Linked DNA regions of Homo sapiens: regions 1 and 3 are each linked to region 2. Evidence: chromatin contacts called from ENCODE Hi-C or POLR2A ChIA-PET data. All regions are on one chromosome and are shown on one strand. Each heading gives the region's core, a stretch centred on a gene start or an enhancer-like site at or near the end of the contact. The rest is flanking DNA. Distances are from core to core; before and after follow the strand shown.

Region 1 (2,988 bases), core at 376-2,875, 57 kb after region 2:
TGGATAGCCTGCTGATGAGTGGGTTCGTTCCACTGTATCCCATCAGACAACAAATATCCATGCTTTCTCCAAGCAAGCCTATCACACTTGCCTTAGCAGCCAACCTGAAATCAGCTGTATTCTTATAAAGGGGATGGAAATAATTGTCTCTTCTCATTCTCAACATCTAAGCAGAGTAGACTCTAGGACGCTTAGGTACAGTCTGACAATTAGGTCTTTCTCCCAGGTCTGCATATAGCACAGAGATTATACACATTTCTGTGGGCTCAAGATGGAGTTAGATTCTTACGTCCTTTGGTTGAAAATATTATCAGAAATATTTAGTAAGGAAAATGCAGCACAGAGGGACAAGGACAGAGAAATACCAGGGAGACATTCAAAGCGTGTGATGACTAGACAAACTGTTACTAGTGTGTCACGTTGCCAGTGAATATTGCAAAGTCGTCCTACTACTGGAACATCTGAAGGGTAAGCTAAGCGAGCTGGGTTGCAGAGCTGGGTTGATTTAGAGCTTTTGCCAGCTCAGCACAGAGTTGAAATAAGGTGTTGCAGAATGATGCAACAGCAAAACCCCTGACATCTTGTTCTTACAAAGCCTAAAACATAACCACTCTTGGTGAGGCTGTGCTGCCTACTGAGATAAGTAAATTCAGCATCACATACATTAGGCCTGTGGAGACTAAGCAGAAGTGATGGCTGCGTCACTTACACAGCAGTCTTACTGACTGAGCCCTGGTCTTGCCTGATACGTGGAGGAGGGGCAGCCAGGATTCCTAGTAGCAGCTCTGAAAGCAGGGAGGCTGGTTTTAAAACCTCTCTGTGTGGTTTGTAATGGTATTTCCGCAGCCCCTTTGCATATGGGTTTTGATTATCTGAGCTCTATTTCAAAAGACAAATAGCTACATAATTTTTATGGCAGTAAGATAAATCTGTTAGTGAATCAAATTTTTAAATCCAGCTTTAGTGGATGGTAAGTAAAGTTTGCTATGATTTACTTTAAAAACCCACCAGAGCCCAACACTTTACCCAGTCTAAATGTTGCCAGTGTCCATTCCATTTTTAAAATTGAAGTCATTATTCCAGAATTGAAGTTTTTGGCTTGAGGCTGTAAGGTTAGCAACAGAATCTTAAAATTGTCCATCATACTATGTAGACGAGGAAGTATATCATTCTTGTTGGGTTGGCTCCAGCATTTATCCCTGCTCAGCTGCCCTGCCAAAGAGACTGTCTTGGATGACAGAAGTACAGTCTCCCTGGCACTTTGAAGCAAGTTATCTAGCCCTGCCCAGTCCCTTTAGGAACGTTCCCAGCCTTTCCAAGTACTTAGAGCAGTTTCTAGGAAATTCATCTCAGATAGGCACTGTCGGTGTAACAGGCTCCAGAGCTATCTCGCCAGCTGCCCGAGCCTCATCTCTGACCGTCCCGTTTCCCAGCATCACTGCATCCACTGGCTCCTCTCCTGCTTGGCCCTTTCAATTTATTGTGTAGGTTACTCTACTTCCTTGGATCTCAACAGCCTGACTCTGTTTCCTGGCAGTTGACTGTATCTAGAGAATATGACCAGAAAGGGACATCTCTCCCTGTTGGCCCAGCTCCCCATACTAGTGTACTCTGCATTCAGTCAGTCTGCTTGGATGCCACCCAACCTCCTGTGAGCCCCAGAAAAGTTGGCTCAGAAAAATGAGCTCCAGCTTTTTGTTAGTGAACAGAGCTTCATTCAAACTAGTTTTCCAGAGGGCAGGGATTCCATATTCTAGTCCCAGTTTTACTATCACAGAACTGTGTAACTTTTGATTGGTCACCCATCACCATGTGCCTCACTCTCCCCATCTGAATCAATGACAGTTAACATAATTAGCCCTGCACAGTTCTGAGAGTCTTATTTGATAAGAGGGTTTCAAAATTTACAATCGTAAAGTGCTGTGTAAATATGTGATTACTTATACACACAAGCACACAGAAAAATCACATCATTAGGGAAATATTTGTGGAAAATAGTACCATCATTTTTCATTTAGGGTCTACTCAGAAAGTAAGATTCTTGAAAAATTATTAAATAGTCGTATGTTTATAACATGAATTGTTTTTTCTTAATCATGTAAATTAAATGATTTTGAAAAATCAGAGTACTCAGAAATGAGAACCAGTTAAATGTAAAAGATGTTAGTTTCAGTGTTCTGGTTGGATTCCAAGTGAGATTATTACATTTTGCTTACTGTAATTCCCTAGATAGCTTCAGCAAGGTAGTTTTCAGTTTTCTGACCTCTACTCTACAGCTCTTTAAACAACTGCTTTCTCCACCACTTGAGGTAGCTGCGGTTCAGTGGTAGAGGAACGGATTTCAGTTTATCCTTGTGTCAGTCTTATGTGACAGGGGTTAAATTATATGTAAGGTACTTTAAGCTGTTTTGATAAAGTAGGCACCATTATGAAACGTATTACTACCATTTTCATTTCCACTGTTATATTTTGTATATAGTTGTGTGTTTCCCTGTGTCTTCAGATATTTTATCTTAGCATATTCTCAGAACTCATTCATATAACTTGCCTTTTGTCTATGCATTTTCCCACTAAAGTCACATCCCAGCTCTTCCATTATGATAAAATTTTGATTAGTCAGAAGGCCATTTGAATTTTCTGGTTATCTAAAATCATTTTTGGTTCACCTTGTGATGTCAAAAAATTTTCTTTTTTGAGACGGAGTCTCGCTCTGTCACCCAGCGCTCAGGCTGGAGTGCAGTGGCGCGATCTCAGCTCACTGCAAGCTCTGCCTCCTGGGTTCACGCCATTCTCCTGCCTCAGCCTCCCGAGTAGCTGGGACTACAGGCGCCCGCCACCATGCCTGGCTAATTTTTTTTTTTTTTGTATTTTTAGTATAGACGGGGTTTCACCATGTTAGCCAGGATGGTCTTGATCTCCTGACCTCATGATCTGCCCGCCTCAGCCTCCCAAAGTGCTAGGATTACAAGCATGAGCCACCATGCCGGG
Region 2 (3,205 bases), core at 667-3,166:
TTCTCCCTCTTTTGGCTTCATTTGCTTACAGGCTGTCCTGTACTGGCAGAGGTTGCCTCTGGCAGCTCTAGGTTTACAGCCTGCCATTTAATCAACTCCATTGAAGAGGGAAAGTTTTTTTTATTTGTTTGTTTTTTCCTGGAAGTACCAGCATAGAGCATGGGCACAAGTTTTAGGTCCATTCTTGAATCAGTCATCCTTTTGTGGCCAGGGAACTGGAGTCCCCTCATTAGGCCTGGGTCATATGCTACTCCTGGATCATCTCAACCTTGACTATTGACTATTCCTTTGACTGTTTTCATAGGAGTAAACTTTGGGAGGCTACCTTATATTTGGAATTCTACTAGTAGTTTGAAACACATATGGGGGAAAGAAGGCTTGATAGAAAAGCTATTTTTGGATATTTTAACTGTTCCAACCATTGCAAGAGGCTCCTGGTTTCTGTACAGAAGAATTTTTGTCCCAGTTTATCTTTTCTTCTTCTGCATGTTTCCCCACCCCCATCACCTTTGTTTCTGCTTCTTAGCTTAAGTCCATTCCTTCATCCAATCCTTTGTCTTCCTCTAATATCTTCCTTCGTGGTAGCAGAGACCAGTGTCCTCACCCCCTTGAGTTGAGGCATGATGACCATTCTCTTCCTTCAAGGAAAGTACTACAGAATGGAATTGCACATTGGCATGCTTAAAAACAGCTGGTTAATGAGAACTCAGTTTTTCTTGTGTAGACAAGAAGCTTTGTGTTTCTGAAGACCAAAGTTAGAGTACTCTGTTTGAGGTTTCCTTAGGCAATTTCAACCCATTTATCTCTCGAGGCCCCAGAAGGAGTCTGGACACTGGAAATGAAGGCCTAGTAAACTCTTTTGTGCCCAAGATGGTATGAGAATGGAGGTGGGAGGTAATGGTAAATGCTCTGGTTTTCATTCCGGCTGTCACAAGAATAAAAATGACCTAACTGTATTTTGGGCCCCCAGGCAGCACTGAAATGACATGCCACCTGCTGACCTAATCCATTTCATTTCTGGTACTAGGATAGCCAAAGCAATTTGCTCAATTTGCAATTGACTATTTACTCTTTAAAGCAGCAATGATTAGATCTAGTATAAGAAACCACATACTTTATTTATCAAGAATTAAAACTTGAAAGGTGGAAAGTTATCCTTTTTGGAAGAAGCCATTTAAATGTGGTGTATTTTACCTCAGAGAGACTAACTATGCTTTTAGAAAGCTACTTTTTGCTGCTGTTTCCCAGGAAGGAGTACAATCTGCTGATGAAATTTAAGATAACAGAAGTGTTTCTCAGCAGCAGCTGAATGGCACAGAGAACTCGGAGACTGCTATATTTATCTTTAGGTAAATTTTTGCAATTTACTAGAAAAAAATCTGTGTAGCATACAAGCAGATTAACTCATGTTAATCCAGCAGCTGCCTCTCTGGCAAATAGTAGAGAGGGGTGTATGCCATAGCTGTAGTCCTGCACACATACTCAGTTGCTGGACATACTTCCTTTGTCTCGAACAATGCCAAGAGCCACATAGGCTGATGTGTTCCTGTTTCCTCAATTTTAATTTTTAAAAATCTTATTAATTCCCATTCTTTCTCTTCTCCATCAAATTGAAGTAATTAAAAATTGTAAATTATAGTTTCAGGATCTTGGACTATGCTCTTGAACATTGTGCTTAATAGTTTTATGTATAGTACTGCAATTGATGAATTAAAATTATAGAAGTACCTACTTCATTCCCCTCCCAGAGATGCTTATATCAGTAAGTAACATGCTGGCAGAATTAAGGTGTCTGCTTCCAGTTCAGCCCTCTTTTATTTCTTGTTGCTTTCTGTGATTCGGCAGCTATGGAATTTGCCTCCCTGCATGGGCCTCTCAAAAGCCAGCTCTCCTGCTCTCCCCAACATGCTCACAGTCAGCAGAACAGGGAAATCACACTGATCAGCACACCACTCAGTTGATCAAAGTAAGCCGGCCACTTTTCTTCAACAAGACCCAGTGGTATTAGTCCCTATGCCTTTCTCCTGCCGTGAGCAAGGACACTGGAATGCTGCTGGCAACATTAGTCTGTGTGTAAAAAAGCTGCTTATGTTCCCTTTACTGTAGCTTTGGCCTAGGCCAAATTAAGGGGGGAAAAAAGGAGGCAAATGTCCCAACAGCTAGTATCTCTTCTTTCTAAAACTTGGCGTGAAGCATTTCCTTTCAGTGGCAATCCCTAGTGGCAATCGCTAACTCTGCTGGGGAAAGACTTGCTAATTTTCTTTTAATTGCATAAGAGCAGAGCCCTACAGCAAATTGAACATGTGGTGACTACATGAAATATATGATAGAATATGGTCCTACTTTGATTGAGTTAATCACAGGTCTGACAAATATACAAAATTAAAATAAGCCACATTTTTTAGTACTTAATCTCTTGATTCTGTTGCTTTTTACTGTTTGCTGGATAGTCTTAACGTTGTTTTTAGGAACCTATGGTTCTCAGTGCTAATTTGTTGGATATAGACAGCAGTTTGCTATTCGTGACTCTAATGGGTGTGTAATTCCCTTTCTTGTATGCAATTGGCATTTCAGTATAGTTTACAATATGGAACGTGGAGGGGACCCCCTGAGTAGGACAGCGGCTGCTCTTTGTCACTTGCAGCTGTGTTTGCAAGGGAGCATGCTGGCAACCAGCAAGGAGAGTGCTGTGACAGGTGGGAAGAGCAAAACCAGAAATATGCTTCTCCTTTCTCCTATCCTCTTTCTATCCCTCCTTCCCCCGCCACACCCTCTTCTACCTGACCTTCTGTTTTTCTTCTCTTCCCCTTTTAGAAGCCATCTGTTTCCCTCTACCAGTTCTATTTGGCTTGCAGATGCCACTGTACAGGAATACACTGTGTTGAAGCTAGCCTATGCTTGACCTACTGAACGTATGTATTTGGGCCGGGTTCAACCTAATGGATCAAAAGGAATGGTGAGGGCATAAGAAATTTCATAACTTTTATACAGCAATTATGGAGACTCAGAAGGACAACATACCTTACTATCAGGATTTGAGAAATGATAGAGGACTTTTTAAAGCCTGGCTCTGACAGTTCTGTATTACTTTCTCTTAGAGATGGGAACAACATTAGTTTGTGTGTAAAAAGCTGTTTATATTGCCTTGGCCTGGACCAGGCCTAGGCAAGTGGGGAGAAAAGGAGGAAAATGCCCCAACAATGAT
Region 3 (3,279 bases), core at 483-2,982, 50 kb before region 2:
GCTGAGTTGGGTGGATTGATTAAGCCTGGTAGGTCGAGGCTGCGAGGCTGTGATTGTGCCATGCCACTGCACTCCAGCCTGGGCAACAAAGCGAGACACTGTCTCAATCAGTCAATCAGTTCAGTAGCTTCTAAGATCTATACCAGGCATTTCATCTATTATTTAATTATACTTAGAGAAAAACATTTGAGACAAGAGCCTTTATAGGATTTTAAATAACTTCTTCTTATGGAAATTTAAAAACATTTATAAAAATAGAGTGAATAATATAACCCCACGTACCTATTCCCTAACTAACAATTACCAGCATTTTGCCAATCTTTATTTATAGTGTGTAAAACATAACAGGAAAGTAACTTTGTGTTTTCAAAACATGCACTACAGTTAGATACATTGGTATACTCAAAGGAAAAATGTGTATGAGAATGTTCTTTTCATACATTGTTAGTTTAATACTGGTAATCCCTTTTAGGATAATATTTTCATTTGTCTTTTAACTTACTGAAGATGTCTGAGCCACCACTAACTTAGTGAAGAACGATGCCTGCTGGACAGATTTTAGCTTTTCTTACTCCTGCTTTTAGAAGTTCTGAGATTATTAGTTTTGAGCTTGTGTTCTTAGGAGTTGCATTTTATTTTATGTACACTTTCCTGTCTGTGATGGTTGTATGGACCACCATTTCTTAGCATAAGCAGGACAATATATAAGTCAGCTTAAAGTTGCAGGTCACAAGTCTTGTTCCGCACTTCCTTCTTGTGCATATTCTATTTCTATTTAACCCAAATGTGTGTATTGGTTAAGGAATGCTTGTTTCACTTATAAAATGGTTTGTCAAGGAGGGACTTTTGACTACCTGCTATCTTTAGACGTGGTAACAGTGGTTAGAAACTTGCTATGTGCTCCCTTGTTTGCTCTTCTTTGCACTGTAAGTTGTACATATGTCTGCAGTTGTGGGGCGTGTTCATTAGGAGTCACTACAAGGTAATGGTAGACTTATTTCTGAATTTATTTGGTTGCATTAGTTTAAATTAGACCCACAGGTGTAATTATTCCATCTCAATGCATGGGGAAGCATAGTCAGTGAAAGTTGTGCATGTAAACCCCTGTGCATTGAAAATGTGTCTTTAATGTTATGATGTTATTTGGCATCTATCATTTAGTGCAAGGAGTATACTTACTTAACAGGACCTTTAATAAGTTCCCTCTACACCAAAGATATATATTTTAAAAATTATACTTAAGAAGACTTTGTGGTATTCCCCAGAAGAGTTCGCCTATAGCAGCAAAACCTTTCTAAAATAAAACTTATTCTTTTAACCGGTATTCATTTAAGTGGGTTTCTCTCTACTTGGTTTCCATGGAAATAGCAAATAGCTAACGTTATTTATAAGGTGGAAGTAAAATAGGGTGCCTAATGGGACCCCATGCTGCTCTGATGAAGAGACTTAGGAAAAAAGTCCATGCTCATGGGATTTTTTTTTTTTTAAACAAGGTTAATGGAAGCCCTGATTTCAGTCTTCTGTAACATAACATATTTTTGGTCTTAAAGGCTAGCATTAATATCAAGCAAACAACTTCTTTTTGAGGTCTGTATTGCTTTCACTTTCAAGTTTTAGGACTACTTACTTATCAGCGTGATTGAGGCATGTTTCAGACTCCTGTTTCTTTGTGGTTTTTGTTTCAAAAGTTAAAATTCCCAGTGTATTGTAGCTGTTTCCACTTCTCATTGACATTTCAAAGTACTGATAAAAAGATAAATGTTCATTAAGGATAGCAGTGGTGAGAAAGGATCAATATGTTGGACTACAAAGATTTTTTAAAAAATGTAAATTGTATGGAACCATTTTTAGTTTTTAGGCCTAAAGTCAGGGTTCTTTTTTATTTGTGTTGTGGAGCTAAACCTGTATAGTCAGAGAGAAGAGATTCTAATTTTCTTTCAGGCTGGAAACAGGGAAAATCTTAATTTCTCTTTCCTTTTTAAAAAATGGATTGTTGCCAAAACCTTTTAACTGAAATAAATGTTAATTCTTTTAGTGCTTGAAATGTGGATTTGGAATAAAGCTTGGCTTTTTTCTCACTTCTTCGGTAAGGCCTACTCTGAGTTTTCTAGGCCTGCAGCAAAGCCTTGCATTTTTTAAGCCCCTTCAAGTGAAAGAGTATCATTCCCTTTGTGTTTGTGTTTGTGTTTAGGGTGTGTGTGTGTGTGTGTGTGTGTGTGTGTGTGTGTGTGTCTAATTTTTCTATAGCCTGAAAGGCACCTGCTCATTTTCCAGCCTAGTGAGTACAGCAGTGCTATATTGAGAAGTGAGGCAGGATGGAACACAATAAGGTGCTATAATTTTTATTTAGTTAGTTTTGCTCATCCTCGGCAGCTTGTGATCACTGTCCATTTATCTGGAAGTACTCTGATTATTCTTGGCTATCGATGCAGCAGGAGTTTTCTTCTGTGTTTAAAGCAAGGACTGTAGTATACTGAGGGCTCCATCAGGGAGGAGTTGAGTTTTGTTTTGTGTGCATGTGTTTCTCTGGATAAGCTTCTGGCTATAGTTGGGTTTACTGTGCTTTAATTTTTTAAAATTTGGTTGTTTTAATCTTGTTGAATTTATTTTTGTGTGAGATATTTTTCTCTAGCAATTCACTAATTTCTTCTGTGTATGTTGATGCTATTTTATAAAATTTTCTTAATGTGTTGTTCTTTTAGTTTAACTTCTTCTTGTTTATTTTTAAAATCTGGTATCTAGCATTGACCTTTCTTAGTGACTTTTATTTGAATTATCTTGTGCTTTAGAGACATAGGAATTTGGGTCTATTATCCCATTTCTGAGCGAACAACTCCCAGTAGTTACAGTTAGTGCAATAGAAAGGGTTCTCACAGATGCAGTGCTGGGCGTTGATCCTCCTCCTTGGTGCTTATGGTTTACACCCAGAACTCCCATTAGTGTTAATAGGAGGCACTTCCTTAAATCCCTGTACACCAAAATAAGCTCAAACTCTTTTATAATGCCTTATAGATACCTGAGTTGTTTTTTTGTTGTTAATGACAAGAGTTTTAGTCCTGAGGTTAACTGATTATTAAGATAGAGTTTGAGTTGTCTTGGGATAAGGAGTGATTTACTAAGTCTGATCTATAATTAAGAAGTTTTCGTTATGATCATTAGACTCAGAAAACAGCTTCGTGAGAGCTATGGAAGCTTGTGAATAAGGATTTTTGTACTTTATAGAGTGAGGAAGCAAGATTTCTTCTTTCTATTTATTTCTGCTATTTCTTCTCAACCATA

What was found. A loop is a pair of places that touch in the nucleus more often than their neighbours do. ChIA-PET counts read pairs that join two places held with the same protein, here RNA polymerase II (POLR2A). Pooled maps may share reads with other maps.
Region 1: a loop to region 2 is called in a map of PC-9, with 3 times the contacts of the local background. The contact joins two enhancer-like sites. A Hi-C loop is called at or near these places in 1 of 168 maps with a recorded cell type or tissue (PC-9). POLR2A ChIA-PET finds 5 or more read pairs at or near these places in 5 of 52 experiments (A673, H1, Panc1 and 1 more).
Region 3: a loop to region 2 is called in a map of A673, with 2.0 times the contacts of the local background. The contact joins two enhancer-like sites. A Hi-C loop is called at or near these places in 4 of 168 maps with a recorded cell type or tissue (A673, PC-9, esophagus muscularis mucosa and 1 more), 1 of 37 single-sample maps with no recorded cell type and 1 of 50 pooled maps. POLR2A ChIA-PET finds 5 or more read pairs at or near these places in 5 of 52 experiments (MCF 10A, T-cell, WTC11 and 1 more).

What each region holds. Positions count from the first base shown.
Region 1 is chr11:45,992,253-45,995,240 of GRCh38, reverse strand. The region is part of intron 6 of PHF21A (PHD finger protein 21A); the gene reads left to right. Among named protein-coding and RNA genes, the nearest start is that of LARGE2, 71 kb to the right of the region's middle. RefSeq lists an enhancer at 288-833 and a silencer at 1,274-1,455. Within about 2 kb of position 1,625, at least 9 of the 41 ENCODE cell types and tissues checked have a DNase peak (open chromatin) inside an H3K27ac peak, as active enhancers do.
Region 2 is chr11:46,049,107-46,052,311 of GRCh38, reverse strand. All of the region lies in intron 6 of PHF21A (PHD finger protein 21A), which reads left to right. Among named protein-coding and RNA genes, the nearest start is that of PHF21A, 71 kb to the left of the region's middle. Within about 2 kb of position 1,916, at least 6 of the 41 ENCODE cell types and tissues checked have a DNase peak (open chromatin) inside an H3K27ac peak, as active enhancers do; they include A673, where a contact is called at or near this core.
Region 3 is chr11:46,098,477-46,101,755 of GRCh38, reverse strand. The region is part of intron 1 of PHF21A (PHD finger protein 21A); the gene reads left to right. Among named protein-coding and RNA genes, the nearest start is that of PHF21A, 21 kb to the left of the region's middle. Within about 2 kb of position 1,732, at least 5 of the 41 ENCODE cell types and tissues checked have a DNase peak (open chromatin) inside an H3K27ac peak, as active enhancers do; they include A673, where a contact is called at or near this core.